2 separate regions of the Homo sapiens genome follow, and region 2 is linked to region 1. Evidence: chromatin loops called from intact Hi-C (ENCODE). Cell type or tissue: heart right ventricle. All regions are shown on one strand.

Region 1 (8,000 bases):
CTCAATTACAGTTACATGGGTAAAATTTTTTTTGCTTGAACAAACTCTAGTAGATCACTGACTGCTGCTACACCAACACGAGGGACAGAAAATAACAGATTATACAGCGAATTAAGACTTCTTCTTGCCATGGTAGTTGACTCTGAGGAAGAAAAGAAAAAAAAAAAGCTTTCCTGACTTTTCAATGAGCAAATGATGTTATAATTTGAATAAACGGATCCAGGGAATGACAATGCAACTGGTGAAAACTACAGTTGTCAAAGCCATGTGATCAAAATCAGGATTCTGTCCTTTTTCTAATGTTTCCTCATTAAAGACTTGTCAAGGAATCTAGTTTGAGAATGGCTTGCCTTTTCCCTGAAATGCTATTTATTTATTTATTTATTTATTTGAGACACAGCCTCATCCTGTCACCCAGGCTGGAGTGCAGTGGCACGATCTCAGCTTACTGCAACCTCTGCCTCCCAGGTTCAAGTGAGTCTCATGCCTCCGCCTCCCAAGTAGCTGGGATGACAGGCACTCACCATCTTGCCTGGCTAATTTTTTTATTTTTCGTAGAGAGGGGGTTTTGTCATTTTGGCCAGGCTGGTCTTGAACTCATGACCTCAAGTGATCCAGCCACCTCGGCCTCCCAAAGTGCTGGAATTACAGGTGTGAGCCACCACGTCCGGCCCTGAAATGCTTTATAATTGACATTTTGGAGAGACAGTTTTTGTAAGATTATATCATAGTCTCCCTGATGTTTCATGAACAGGTATTACGTTTGGTATAAAATATAGACAATATGGGCATGGAAATAATGGGGCCTTTGAGATATTTCTCAAATGATTCTACAAAATTTAAAAGCAGATAATTTCTCAATGTAATTCAAAATTAGAATTTTCTCTCATAACTTGGGCTTTAACATTTCTGAAAACTAACTCAATGTTGTGTTGGTTTTAGAGTAAAAACACATTTTAACAACAGCAAGAAGGAAACCCAATGTCAGCAAACTCTTTGTTGATGAAAACAACCATTGGTTATTATGACACTCAGTCACAATAACCTCATGAAGAGTGAACCAGGACTGCAAACTTGGACATGGATCTGGCCACTCAGTAGATCCTGACTCTTCTTCTACCCCTGGATTGTAGTCTACTTAATCACATTTTTTAAAAAAAAACTTCTGAAGTCAATGGTAAAGAGTCCTTTTGCTAATGGAAAACTCACTCTAGAGAGTCTATCAATGGAGGCTGGATGGTGGGTGAGTGCACAAGGCAGCCTTAAAATAGTAAGAAGAAATATGATTTGTTGCATGCCTGCCAGGCACCAGTGTTGCATTTCTACCATGTGCTCCTGTTCTAAGTGGCTTCTGTTTGTTTGTATATTATTCTTTTAATTATCAAGGTAATATCATCTCCCCTCTCTCCACCATTTTTTGTTTTGTTTTTTTTTTTTTTTACTGTGAGAGCTTAGATAACTTGCCCAAATTCAAGTTGATTTATTTGGTAGAGTCAGGAAGGTTTTGTGCTCTTTCCTAGCTAAGTTGGGAGCACTGTCATCCAGGGGAAAAAGGCCTCTCTTGGTGAGACAGAGGAGAGAAAACAGGAAGTGCTCCCCTGGTCCAAGCAGTTGCCCTGTGTCCCTATGCAGAAAGTTGAGTCCAGATTGATTGTCATATTCTGACTTCCCCTCCCCCACTGCTTTTCTTTTAAACAAGGCAGTAAATTTGTTAGTAGTTTGGCAACTGAACTCATGGGTTGGTGGAAGTAGCCACCAAATGGTGTGCCTGACTCATGCAGTGGGAAAAGCTTCTGAGGGAGACAACTGAGGTGTCTCTGGGGCTAGCAATGCTCTTACTGTGAGACTGGCCTCAAGACAATGGAGAGGCTCTCTTGTATGCTACATATATCTCTCCCCATGTACACAGTTGATTGGTCCAGTGATGGACACCTGACCAAAGGTAAGCCAATAAGATCCTTCCCTAGTATTTTTTGAGCAGTAACTAAGGTAATCTCCTGCTGGAGACAATGCTTCAGATATAAAAGGCAGGAGTTGCTGCTGGCTGCCATGTTTCTTGCCATGTAGAAGTCAGTCTCAGAGAATAAAGGCAACATTCAGAAAGAAATATGGGGTGAGATGGAGATAGTTGGTTCTGGTCATCTTTTATTCCCTAGTTCCAATTGTTTCTTAAGCCCCTGCTACACCCATTCCTGGGTACATGGTTCTCTCTAAATCAGTACATGTTGTTTCTTTAGCTTGTGACCATTGAATTCTGACCAACACAATCTCCTTCTTCAAATGAGAAATTCATTGCACTTTCAGCCTCTTAATACAAATAACCATAGATGGGCTTATTCTGTTTTAATGTAAGAACAATTGCAATTCAGCTGTCTTCTTGAAACAGTATTAGTACCAGGCAGCTGAGAAGGACTTGCAGACTTGAGGCAAAGCCTAGGTTAAACTCTTTGGAGAAGGGAAAGCACAATTTGTGGGGGATAAGGGGCAAGGGGTGAGGACTGGGGAATTTGCCATATTTAGGAAGAGGAGACCTCAGAGTAGAAAATAGTCTTGAAAGTGGGTATTGAAAGAGGACATAAGCACATTTTACTTACTTCATAATGCTATGAGGCCAATATTTTTGGGTCCATAATCAGAGACTGATCTTTTCTTGGAAAGGGAGAAGAGATATTTATTGCAGTTTTTCTAGAATATTACTTCTAAGAATTTGCTGGCTCTGAAAGAACTTGATAGATTCTGTTTCTAGTTTGTGCACATATTTTTATTTGAAAATATTTTTAGTATTACATAAATAACAAATATGAATTTTTGCTAGGCTGTCTGTGAGACAGGGGTTAGGGGCATTAAAAAACACCTTCTGGTGACCCCTTATTTAAAACATAGTGGGGTATAATTTTGGAGCAGTAAAACCTCATTATAACATACTTACAGTTGACATTTTCAGGCTGTATTGTCCATGTTTTTAAGTCCTGGAGAAAGGCCCATTAAAGCTGTGTTTCTCACATTAATTCGACATTTAACCACTTACAATACAAACCCCAGTCTTTTGGAAAATGTCATTAAAAATTTTTTTGCCATATATGGACATTATTTATTGTTTGAGCCCCATTGTCTACTTATAATATGCCCTTTATCAGACCCAAATGCCCACTTCAGAGATTTTCGTTTTGAGCAACAACTGGCTTCTTACATTATCCAATGATGCAGGAAAGTTAAATTACAGCCAGTTCATATCATAGAAACAAAATGTTTCCTGCAATTACTGATAAGGGACAGTTCATTTTCTCTCTGTCATCCTGAAAAAACCCTCCCAACAACAATTCATGCCTGGTTAAACAGGATTTCCACATCTACTGCTGACATCTTTCCAAATAATTCAGGGTTGTTATTACTGTATAGCCCTGGCAAGGCTCAAAAGCAAGCAGACTTGACGAGTCTGCTCAAAGCAGAACTTAAGTAGTTGTAATTAATAATAATTACATGCCCACTACACTCCAGTTTTATCATATTACCCATCAGTGCAAATAAAAAACCCCACACACAACACACTTGCAACAGGATTAGTGCATTAATAAAGTCACTCTGCATATGTCATCTCCCTGAAGTTGAAAATATTCATAATGCTTTCTGTTTTATTGATTTTCATGATTGCATGTCTGGTTGCAAATGTTGTTTAGATGTAATACAGCTTGGGATCAGCCTCGTTCTCTTCCAAAAACCTTCTCCCCTCCTGCCGTGACTCGGATTCGAACCGAGGTTGCTGCGGCCACAACGCAGAGTACTAACCACTATACGATCACGGCAAGCTACTGAAGAGCTGAGCACTAAGCTTTCTCTAAGAGCTATTGCAATATTAAAATTTGTGGAAACACTGCCATCTATTGCCTAAATACGTACATTTTCTTAATATTTGGAAAGAGAAGCTGTGTTCCCGTAATTTCTAATTATTTAGAGGAACAATAATAAATTCCTTGAAAATAAAATGAGCATTGTCTTCTGGGCTGATTGGGAAAGTTGTGATAGGAGAGGATTCACTGGGTTTGCTGTCCAGGAAATGGTGATGAAGGTAACAAGACTAAGAGATACCAGTCTGTTGACTCACACTTCCTATGTTTAATCAATAATGGATATGGATTTCCCACCCCAACCACCACCAAATAATGCTGCATTGAATAACATATGAGTCTGAGCCTCTTTTGTGCATCTTTTCACCACTAGCCTTATTTCCATTTGCTTAGGCAGCACAACAATAAAAAATATAGCAAGAACAAAATGGGGACTGCAGAGACTCAAAAAGACTTGCTTTTCCTACTAGGGGAAGCCAAAGTCAGTATATCCTGACTGAGGAAAGGATCCCTTTCAAACTCATTGATCCTTGAAGCTAGTTTTCTCCCCGCCAGAATAGCTATAGGCCTTAAAGCCAGAATCATCTCAGCAAGAAAAGCTTCCCAATAACATTAGTGAGCCACCACACAAAGAAACTGGAGTGTTCTATGCTAGATAAGTTTCAAGAGGAAATTGATTTTAGATTTCTTTGCTGTAAAACTTGAAGTAGTAAGTAGTCTACACAAGATATTCCAAGGGCTGAAAATCTTAAAACAAAATGCACAGGAATACCTAATCAATGGATTGTTATCAGGGTGCCTCCTTTAATTCCTCTATACAGAGAGGACCTGGGAACAGCTGGAGCTAGCTGGCACTGTATGTGGGTGGCAAGAACCTCATGCATGTATTGATTGGGTGCCCACAGCTCTAAGGCTTCTAGAAGGAGGATATCTCTGAAGAGAAAAGTTTCACATAAATGTTCACTCACTCACTCCCATCTGATCATCTATAGCCCCTTTTCTTTTTCTTCCATCTCTCACAAATACATCTTCCGTCTATGGCCACATAGAAGATTCTTGCTTGGAGTTCCTGCTCCTGAGCCATGCATGCCCTATGCAGGAACCAGGCAAGGCATTCTCTGGCCTGAAGAGGAATACATGTGGGTGAGTCTGGTGAAAGTTCACCTGTGGCAAGAGGGCAAACCAAATCTCCTGCTCGACAAAAGAGGACATAATTGTTTCCTAAAATATAATCATTCATGTACCACCTTCATAATTTTTGCTGTGGCCATGTACCAACTGAACCACAGGAGAAATAATATTTGTAAAAGATCAACTCATAGCATACAAATTGTGGAACCAGACTATCTGGATTTGAATTCTGGCTCTATCACTTACTAACTGGGGCAACTTGGGCTGCTTATTAACCTCTGTGCCTCTGTTTTCTCATCTATTAAGTGGAGATAAAAATAGCAACTACTTCATAGGATTATTATGAGGGTTAAACAGATAAGTACATGTCAACCTAAAATAGGTCTGTCACATAGTAAGCACAGTGGAAATGTTAGTTACATTACTATAATTTAAATACAAAATTTTCAAATGAAAGTTTACAACATTCCATATATTTAAAAACATAGTAACACATTCCATAAATAGAGGTCACTCTAAAACAAAATGTGAAAACAAACCAATAGAATTAAATCCTAGCAGACACTGTAAGCTCCGAGCTCAAGTTCTGCTCTGTGTTTAAAAGGAAGGTGGGCAGATCTGTTAAAACCTCATCGGCCTCAGAACCAGGCTTCTTCTGGACTCTTCCGAATGACCACAAAAGATTTGAAAAAGGAATAACTTTCTCTTCACAGATTTTAATACTATTAAATGCCACACCCATTAGGTAACTCCTTAAATTACTTCACACATTGGATCTGTCGGCTTAGGTCATACTATGTGACAATGTGCAAATCTTAGTGGCTTGGAATAAGGAAGGCTTTCCTTCCCTTGCGCTGATCCACATTTATTGCATGGCCCTGCTCTCTGTCTCCTCACTCAGGCAGCCAGGTTAAGGTAACAACCACTGTCATGAACTCTGCTCATTGCTTTGGCAAATGGAAAGAGCTCTGCAGATTCCTGAACCAGCAATGAAAATCTCTTCTTACAACTCACTGGCTAGATCTGGTTCCATGGCCTCAGCCTGTTATAAAAGTCCCAGGCAGTGCATCCCTGCCATATGCCTGGAAAGCAGAGAGCTGGAAATCTTAGGTGAACATCACTCAGGACTTCCAGCCATGCCACTAGTGGTGAATCTCAGCTTGGAGAACTCTGTGAGGCTGTGTGCCTCAAGACACACATGACTGGGGAGCAAAACCCTGACACAGAGAAGTGTTCACCAGGTAAGGCTTTCATTTGGCATCTGTATGGGCTTCTCCTTTACTTGATGTCAGTCATTGTGTGGATAGACTCTGAAAGGTTCTTGCCTGTTAGAGTGAGATGGACTTTTGAACAGTTACCAAATTTCTCCTGCACATTCACTGTCTTCTTAGGATACGCATTCAGATTTCTTCCACAGCGCCAAATACCTGTGACTCACTACAAAAGGAAAAACCCATGGGACCAAAACATGGTTTCTGATGGCATTTGCAACTTCTTGGCAACCTACCACCTGATTATTCTTTTTCTCTGATTGTGCTATATCAATAGTGACATTATTATCACTCTCCCACTAATTTATTCATGACTCACAAAGACTTGGGATCTACTATAGTTCAGTTATTTTTTCTGAATCTTAAGGATTCAGTGGAGAAGAAAACAGAAATGGATCATGATTTCACACAATTTATAGTCTAGTGACTGAGACACAGATGAATAGAGATAATATATGAGCTGGCACCCCGGAAGGAAATTTCCTTAAAAGTTTTCAAATGAGGTTGAAGTTGAGAAAGGCAGGAAGGCATTACGAGAGAGAGGGAGGAGAGAGAAAGAGACAGAGAAGAAAGTGGCCTGCTTTGTCTGGATTCCAGTTCTTTCTCCAACCCTTCTCTGTGTGTGACCTTGGACTAGTCACTTGACCTCTCTGTGTCTCTATTTCCTCATCAGAAAGGTAAGGTAAATTGGGCTAGATGAGCTTTCAGATTCTTTATGCCTCTGACATGCCATACATTTAATATAGGGAAATACATTTACCAACAATATCCAAATGTAAAAAGTGTGCAGGAAAAAACACCTATTCAAAGCAGGAGAATCTTATAGCTATTATAGTTATCTTTTATGTGTTTTCTGAAGTTCATGGAAGCTGTCCCTTTGTCGGTTTCCAAATGTTGTCAGCCTTATTTCCCTGCCTATGGCAACACATTTTAAATAGGGATCAGTCTGTTGTATGAGTGATTTAAGTTGGGTGTAAGCAAGAAGTTCCTGCTTGTGCGGGACATTAAACTATTGAATTCATCCCCAAAGATTGTTGACTTCCCCTTCCAGAGTTTTAAAAGTAAGATGACTGTTTACCAGGGGCTCATTGTTCCACGTGAGAGAGCCTGGCTTTCCTGCCTCTCCTCAGGCTTCCTGGAGCTGCTCTTCTGATGGAGTTGTTCCTCTCCCTGGTTGTTTATAATGGATTCTAACAGAGGAGCTGGGAGCTGACAGGAGGGCCCGGGACCGGAGGGGGTCCCCCACCTCCCCAGCTGAGTCCTATCTCCAGCATTGCCACTCCTACCTTTTTTCCCAGGCCAAGCTCTGTGTTCTCCTGCTCGTCCCTCTTCTCAGTGTGCCTCCTGCCTCGCTGGGGGTAGGGAAATGACAGTCGGATCCATCACTGGGCTGGAGGCCAAGAGTGGCAATCCGTGAGGCTGAGGCTGGCCCAGTGCCCAGTTTTCAGACAAAGACAGGTTGGGAACCCCCCTGCAATGAAGAATCCACGGTTCCCTCCTCCCAGAGTCCTGCCTCTTGTTTCTTGGGTACTTTCTAGAACACCACCCCCATCCTAGTGTGTGTGTGTGTGTGTGCGCGTATGTGCGTGCGTGTGCACGCATGTGTGTGTGTGTGAGATGGAGAGAGAGAGATTGGTGGGGGGTAGATGAGGGGGGACTGAGAAGCAGGGAGGGAAGGAGAGAAAGGCTGGACAAATCTCGTGCTTGTAAGGGTACCAAGGATTGCTCATATACTACACACACTCATGGAAAT
Region 2 (8,000 bases), 1.1 Mb before region 1:
TCAAAACAAACTTGGGCAGATTAAATATGCCAGTATCTGATCCAAAGTCTGACTGTTCTATATGAAGTAGAACTGATCTGATGTTTTTTCTTGACAGCTGAAGCACATATTACAAGGCTTTCTTAGAACTAGGATGTTGGCGTAAACTATAGGGACCTGGTGGTTGAGTTGAACTAAGATTGTCCATTCCTCATAAAACATCTGTAGAATATTTGGGTATTACTTGAGTGGCATAGATGATGAACATATATAGTTTCCTTTATTAAAGCTTTCCTGACAAAATCAAAATATTTTCTAAGCTATGGTGGCCAATTTGCTTCTAGATAATGAATTCCTGGGAAAGAAAAACTGTATTCTAAGACTATTGGCTAGTCTATCAAATTGCAAACTTTTCCAAATATAAGGTAGATTGAGGACAGATTTCATATTTAAATTATAAATCATCATTGAACATTTTTATTGATAAGTAAAGAGAATGTCAATAGTAACAATAACTATAGTGATTATCATTATTATGTGCCCCATAATTCACACATCTTATTATAAAAAATACATATATATTGCAAAAATACATTATAAAATATAATACGCCCTTTAAGTAGTTTCGTCATTAAGTGACTTGGAGGTGGTTGGAGACTTAAGTAGTGGCTAAGATGGAACTTAAAAGCAGGTCCCATGTTCTGCCTTAAAAAAGTTCTGGGCATGGTGGCTCATACCTATAATCCCAGCATTGTGGGAGGCCAAGGCTGGAGGCTCATGTGAGGCCAGGAGTTTGAGAATATCCTGGGCAACATAGTGATACCCTGTCTCTACAAAAAATAAAAAACAATTATCTGGGTGTGGTGGTGCACATTTGTAGTCCCAGCTACTCAGGGGCTGAGGTGAGATGATTGCTTGAACTCAGGAATTTGAGGCTGCAGTGAGCTATGATTGGGCCACTGCACTCCAGCCAGAGAAAAACCCTTTCTGAAAAAGAAGATGAATAAATAAAAGAGAAGAACAAGGAGGAGGAGAAGGAGAAGGAGAAGAACAGGAGGAGGAGGAGGAAGAGGAAGAAGAAGTGGCGGTGGAGGAGGAGGAGGACCTCTTTTTCTGATTGGGAAATGATGACTTATATTTTAAAATTAAATGAAGGACTTAATAAAATGGCATATTATGACCCATAGACAACTTTTGAAAGCTGAGAATGAGGTAAATAATGACTTCAAATCTACTAGTTTATGTAACTCTTCCACAATTTGACTTTGGTTAAGAGTGTTCCAGTGAAGCACTTGAATAGGTTTGTAGAAACTCTCATTGCCACAAATGGAAAAAATAGTCCAAATGCATATTTTAATAACAGCAGTTATGTAAGTGAAAGATTACATGATTAATTTGTAAATAAACACTATTCATTTATGAGTAGATAAATTATGAATAGATAAACCACATTGTGCTAGGTGTAGGTGGTAGGGATGAATAAGGTATTTTGTCTGCCCTCAAAGACTGCATTCTAGTAAAATGAAGTGGGACTGAATATGCTCACCTTATGCCCAGGAGCCAGGTATATATGAATGGCAATGCACTTAGAGATCGTATGATGCCTTTGGTACTGGAATCTGTAAAAGTTTTCGTGAATGGTAAAGCTGGATTTAACATTTACTAGGTTAACAGTAGAAGCAGCAGCATGCCAGGGCTGCCACTGGGCAGGTAACTAACACTGGAGGAAGTACATGATCTCAAAAAGCACCTCTGGATGTAAACTTGATGAAAGGTAATGACAAGAGGAGAACAGAGCTATACGAGTTCAGGGACAAATCAAAGGACAGAAATCAAACCCATGGTGGAACTGTTGGGAATTCTAATCTCTCAGTGGGCACAGAAAAAAAATCAGATGTTGGAGGTTCTGGGATAAAGAGTCAGAAATTAGATGGGTGGTTGTATGCTGTGTTAGTTGCACATGTGGTCTCTTATCAGGAACATGGATTTATTGTATTATTATAATATAAGATATATATTATAATTATTATCGTTCAAAGGAAACTGGAGCCAATAAATCACCATGGAGATATCTCCAGAGTGTTTGCAGATAGGGCAAACTCAGCTGGCTGACTTAGCTACAAACCATGCCCCCTTCTCTCACCAGGCATCCTGAGGGCCAGAGGCACTCAATATACACAGAAGACACTAACCCAGTCATTTTCAATCCTAACTTCACCTAAGTGTCACCTGGGGAATTTTAGACACATACCAATATAAAGGTCTGTTCCCCAGAGATTCTGAATTTGGGATGGGGCCTAGGCATTGGCAGTTTTTAAAAAATAAATAAACTTTTTTTTTTAGAGTGGTTTTAGGTTCATAGCCAGATTGAATGGAAAAAACAGAGCATTCCCGTATAGCCCCTGTCCCCCCCACACATGCAGCTTTCCCCTCTATCAACATCCTGCACCCATGGTACATTTGTTATGATCAATAAACCTACATTGACATACCATTATCACTTGAGGTCCATAGTTTATATGAGGATTCACTCTTGGTGACGTATATTCTATGGGTTTGGACAAATGTATAATAACATAAATTCACTTTCATAGTATTGTACAAATTGGCAGTTTTTATTTATTTATTTATTATTTTTTTGAGATAGAGTTTTGCTCTTGTCCCCCTGGCTGGAGTGCAGTGGCACGATCTCGGTTCACTGCAACCTCTGCCTCCCGGGTTCAAGTGATTCACCTGCCTCAGCCTCCCGAGTAGTTAGGATTACAGGCGCATGCCACCACGCCTGGCTAATTTTTGTATTTTTAGTAGAGACAGGGTTTCACCATGTTGATCAGGCTGATCTCAAACTCCTGACCTCAAGTGATCTGCCTGCCTTGGCCTCCCAAAGTGCTACGATTACAGGCGTGAGCCACTGTGCCCGGCCAGACTGGCAGTTTTTAAAAAGGCTTCCTTGGCGAACCACTGCATCAGCAGCAAGCAGCCACAAAGACATGGTATCCAGAAGCTGCTCTATGATACTGCCCATAAAATTACCCTGGATGCCTCACCCCCCAGGAACTTTAATATTTAGACAAAAGCAAAAGAATATTTCTGAAACTCTGCTGACGAGTAGAGGAAACACTGACTTGCTATAAAGATGTCACTGTTCACGGGCAGGAATGGGAGCAACCTACAGAGGCTGAAATGTTCCCAACAGCCTCAGGGCCAGAACTTGGCTGGAAAGAACTTATTAATAACACACTTCCATTTTGTGTGATAATGGAAGGAGAGGATGATTGGGACCCAAGACAGATTTGGTTTAGAATCCTTTGTCAAGGTCTATTATCTTGAACAAAGCATCTGAATTCTCCATTTCTCAGATTCTTTTTTTTTTTTTTTTTTTTTTTGAGACGGAGTCTCACTCTGTTGCCCAGGCTGGAGTGCAGTGGCATGATCTTGGCTCACTGCAAGCTCTGCATCCTGGGTTCACGCCATTCTCCTGCCTCAGCCTCCTGAGTAGCTGGGACTACAGGCACATGCCACCACAGCTGGCTAATTTTTGTATTTTTAGTAGAGATGAGGTTTCACTGTGTTAGCTAGGATGGTCTCGACCTCCTGACCTCGTGATTTGCCCACCTCAGCCTCCCAAAATGCTGGGATTACAGGCGTGAGCTCACCGCGCCCAGCTCAGATTCTTTATCTGAGAAATAGAGATGGTAGTAGCTAACTTGAAGGGTCATTATAAGAATCAAAGTCCTTACATCCAGCCTAGCACATTCCCAGCATTTTATGGGTGATCTATAAATGGGCTCTATTATAGTAATTAGTAGTAGTAACAAAAGAAGAGTATGTAAAGAGTTTTTTTAGTGGTGTAATATAAACGAAAAAATAATGAGAATTCAAAGGCAGGGAAAGCCCTGGTTGTAGAATGGGCGGGAAATACTTCTTAGGATTTTTAATAATTTATATGACTTTGTACAGAGGAATGAGGGAGAGAAGGACGTGACTGACTCATGTATTTGGGGAAGACATGAAATGGAGAGATGTGCCACGTCTAGCTGGCTTTAAATAAGGTCAGAGAGAAGGGACTTGGGTCATATTTGAGTAGGGCAGTCTTGAGCATTAACAAAAGGAGTTTGCAACATGAGCAAGTATGCTGAGAAAAGACCACATTATGAACAGGGAGTATACAGAACATATCCAGGAGGCCCTCAGGTGACAGTAGGAGTGACCATCCCATAGATCTGCAATTCATGCAAAAGGCTTCTTTCCCCTTTATTTTCTCCCCAATTAGTTAGAAATACCATCTCTCATAGGCATCTTGGAGAAGAAGAGACATCTGGTTTTGCATAAGCGTAAGTTAAATGATTTGTGAAAATCTGTTATCAACAAAAATTACATTTCTTCATCATACTCAGCAAATATAACAAAAACGACTTCATGACAAATCCTTATTCTCTAAAAGAAAATGTTACTCGTATGTATATTTATGTTACCAAAAAGCTACTGAAATAAGTTAGCTGATGAAAAGAAAGAATTTGCCATGGCTAGTGAATTAAGGAGCTGAGAATGAAAATATGAACCGAGGATACTATTATTTTCAAATATCTTTAAGAATTAGGTGTACTTCATTACCAGTAGGTGTCACTGCAGGCATTAAACACGGTCTGTTTCTAGGGAAATTTGTCCCATAAATGTTGGTGTAATTTAACTGGTATAATATAGTTATGATAGGCATAAAGGATATTTATTCTGAAAAGCAATATATTTTATCATGGTCATGAACTTGTAAAAACATTGGCTTAAGGAAGCTATAGTGTATGCTTTAAATGGGCTTACTTAATACAATATACAGCATAAGTAATAGTCTCTTATGAGGTTTTAAATATATACAGTGGGTTTTCCTGGATAAGATAAGGTTGCTTTTCAGAGTTATTCCATAGAATCTGATTTATAGGACTAATTTAATGAGAATTCATAGACTCAATTGCTACCTTCTAAATCTTTGTGAAACTGACATTTTTTCCTTATATGTAACATTCTTGTAAGTTTTGTTAGAGAAGGGAAGGAAATTAAGAACTTTAACTGGAATTACATTAGTTATCCTCTTTTGAGTTTCTCTGGCCTTTTAAACATGTAGTATCTAGTGTCAGGAAGTTAAATTCACCAAGCTTTTTTAGAGAAACACAATTTAGTGGCATCCTAGCATCTAACATAGAGAAATATTGGCCATTAAAAAATAGTGATCTTGGTTCCCTTTCTACTGTGGTTTTAGAGTTGATTCATTTGTGCAATCTTGCTGGCATTGCTGAGTTGAACTTTTGAACAGAGTATTCTCAATAGAAACCCTTGCGCTTTAAAATTGATTTGCCTGTTGGAGGTGTTGGTGTTTCTTATTTATGCATAATTGAAGGGCTAGGTGTGTGAAAGTGCCCCTAGCGACTCTTTCATTTGTTCCATTTTACAAATTGAAACTGATAGTGGTGGTTGTGGTGCTTTTCAAGGGTGACTTGAGGGCAATCTAATTTACCTAGCTGTTCAAAGGTGAACTCAATATTTTCAATCATAAATTAAAAATCTACTCCAGTTTTCAAATCAGAAACAGCATAAATTACGTATCTGCAGGCCGTAAGTGTTCTTTGCCCTGGCTTAACTCCATTGATTTTACCAGGATAGACATTTCTAGACACTCTGTGTTTTAACATGTCCCTGTAACATCTAAAGTATTTTAGGAACACCATATTGCTTTCTTTTCTATGTATGCCAACAGGAATTTTATGAGCCCTTGGCATTTGCCTCTCTATGTAGACCCATCTATGAGAATATTTTCGACCTGTTAGATTCCTGGGCTAGCATAATTTGAACAGGGTTTCTCTGAAAGACATAATATTATGCACTAAAAATCTACATCATTGGAAAATACTTAGCAATATCAAATATGTGTACCTTCTTAACATATAACAATATGGTGTGCTAATTATAACATATAGACACTGCTCTCTAAGAAGCCTACAATTTAAACCTACATTATAGATCTTACAATGGAGGTAAAACTGATAGACAAAAATGCATGTCAACCAACTGCATGACACACAGATCATTGTATTTGTAGTGTTTAGAGTAGCACTCATATGTAAAGTTTGCTGCACAGTCATTGCCAAGTCCAATCTTCCAGATATCCTAAAACTTACACATGTACTAAATTGGGCTTCATAAATTAATATACTTCAATCATATAATTGTGGCAACTCATACTACTCTTTTTACTTTAATTCGTTTTGTTGGAATCTCTTTGGCTTTTATTGACGGCCAACATTGGAAATACTTTTTTAGGAATTTGATGTGTTGAAAGTAAGGATGTTGTTAAGAGTAATTATTATGTTTCATGGCGCTTCAGCCTTCAGTCTTCACATCAATACTGGCTTGCTTCTCCTGAGCTCTTTATAATTATTTTTATTTAGTTTTATACACACTGACATGTTTAATAACCAGATTTCTCTCTTCCCCCACATCCCCAAACTTTGGCTCTTAAGAAAGCACAGAACCCAAACTATGGTCCTACAGCAAGTAATGGTTTTTATGGTTTACATTTTTATAATAATCTCATTACTAAGAAACCATGGTTTGTTTTCATCTTTCTCACTTCCTTTTACTCCCATATTGCTTTGTATTATATATTCTTTTAGGCTCTAGGACTTTGGAGGACAAAGTGAGGAGGAGTATAAAGTAGGATACAACCAAAATAAATAGAACAGAATTTCAGGAAAGACCTATATTATACTTAAAATTCACATAACTAACCATATCCTAACACCTCTAGTTTACAATAAAGGTATCAGAAGGAAAAATAAACAACACTGAGATCCCACCACAATACTTACATTTTTATTCTGTATAACATTATTCTAAGAATTGAGTTTGTTGGTCTTCTGGGGTGGTGACACTCATACAGTAATTATATTTTTCTAGCTAATTTGAAAGACATGGTCTTAGGAACTTTTTGATTTGAAGCAAGAGAGTCTGTTCAACTAGCAAAGAAGCTCTTTAAGGTGAGAAATAATAATCCCTTGTTGGTGTTCCAGAATAGACATAGATATCTTAAATTATGATGAGGCCAATGAACAAAAATAAATAATGAATGTGATGGGAATTCAAAGCATCTTTGTTTTCTGATTTTTGTTTTGTTTTGTTTTGACAGCCTCTTGCTTGTTGCCCAGGCTGGAGTGCTGTGGCATGATCTCAGCTCACTGCAACATCTGCCTCCTGAGTTCAAGCAACTCTCCCACCTCAGCCTCCCGAGTAGCTGGGACTACAGGCGCGTGCCACCATGTCTGGCTGATGTTTGTATTTTTTGGTAGAGATGGGGTTTCACCATGTTGGCCAAGCTGGTCTTGAACTCCTGACCTCAAGTAATCCAGCTGCCTTGGCCTCTCAAAGTGCTGGTGTGAGCCACCTCACCGGGCCAGCATCTTTGAATTATAAAAACAAAGAATATTATTGAACCAGAAAGGAGTTACCTTTCTAGGTTCAGAATATGTCTTGCTGGTGGATGGGGAGAAGCAGCTGAATAGAGGAGATGAAGGTTGGTTTGGGTGGAGGAGAATGACTAGACAGAGTTCAACCAAGGAAGAATGACTCATTGAGGTCTCTTTCAGCATTATGGTTTTGTTATTTGATTTTGGACTCAGAGTATTTTGGCAAAAAGTGCTAAAGCTGAGACACGATATTAGTCTTCATTTATAGAGCACTTGGATAGATTTGGAAATGGAAACATATTGTGAACATAGAAGTAAAATATTTACTTTAGTAATTGAATGAGTAGTAACAATGATGGGGTAGGTAAGTGCTCTTAAAATTGAATCCTCATTCAATATTTACTGCCCCATTGACACACTGCACAATTGAATGATGGATTCCAAATAAGGACATATATTTTTCAAGTCTTAATAATTTTATATGATCAGTTTTTATTCTTCTTTTTATTTTATAAATTCACTGAAATCTTTTCAACCCAGCGTACATAGACTTCTTTTTAAAAGATA

What was found. Peaks named below come from ENCODE experiments on the same cell type or tissue, not always from the same donor. Only the 100,000 strongest peaks of a DNase experiment are listed, where the experiment ranks them.
Region 2: a loop joins it to region 1, with 3 times the contacts of the local background. A loop is called at or near these places in 36 of 110 quality-filtered maps.

Annotation. Positions count from the first base shown.
Region 1 is chr9:14,430,209-14,438,208 of GRCh38, forward strand. It overlaps TRH-GTG1-6 (tRNA-His (anticodon GTG) 1-6), which reads right to left and starts at 3,803; the gene lies at 3,732-3,803. It also overlaps a transcript of NFIB not described here. In heart right ventricle, a CTCF peak has its summit at 3,874 (motif pointing left); DNase peaks (open chromatin) are centred at 3,752 and 7,664; H3K27ac peaks cover 5,836 bases.
Region 2 is chr9:13,347,369-13,355,368 of GRCh38, forward strand. No RefSeq gene overlaps it. Among named protein-coding and RNA genes, the nearest start is that of MPDZ, 72 kb to the left of the region's middle. In heart right ventricle, a CTCF peak has its summit at 4,603 (motif pointing right); no DNase peak of the experiment used is centred here.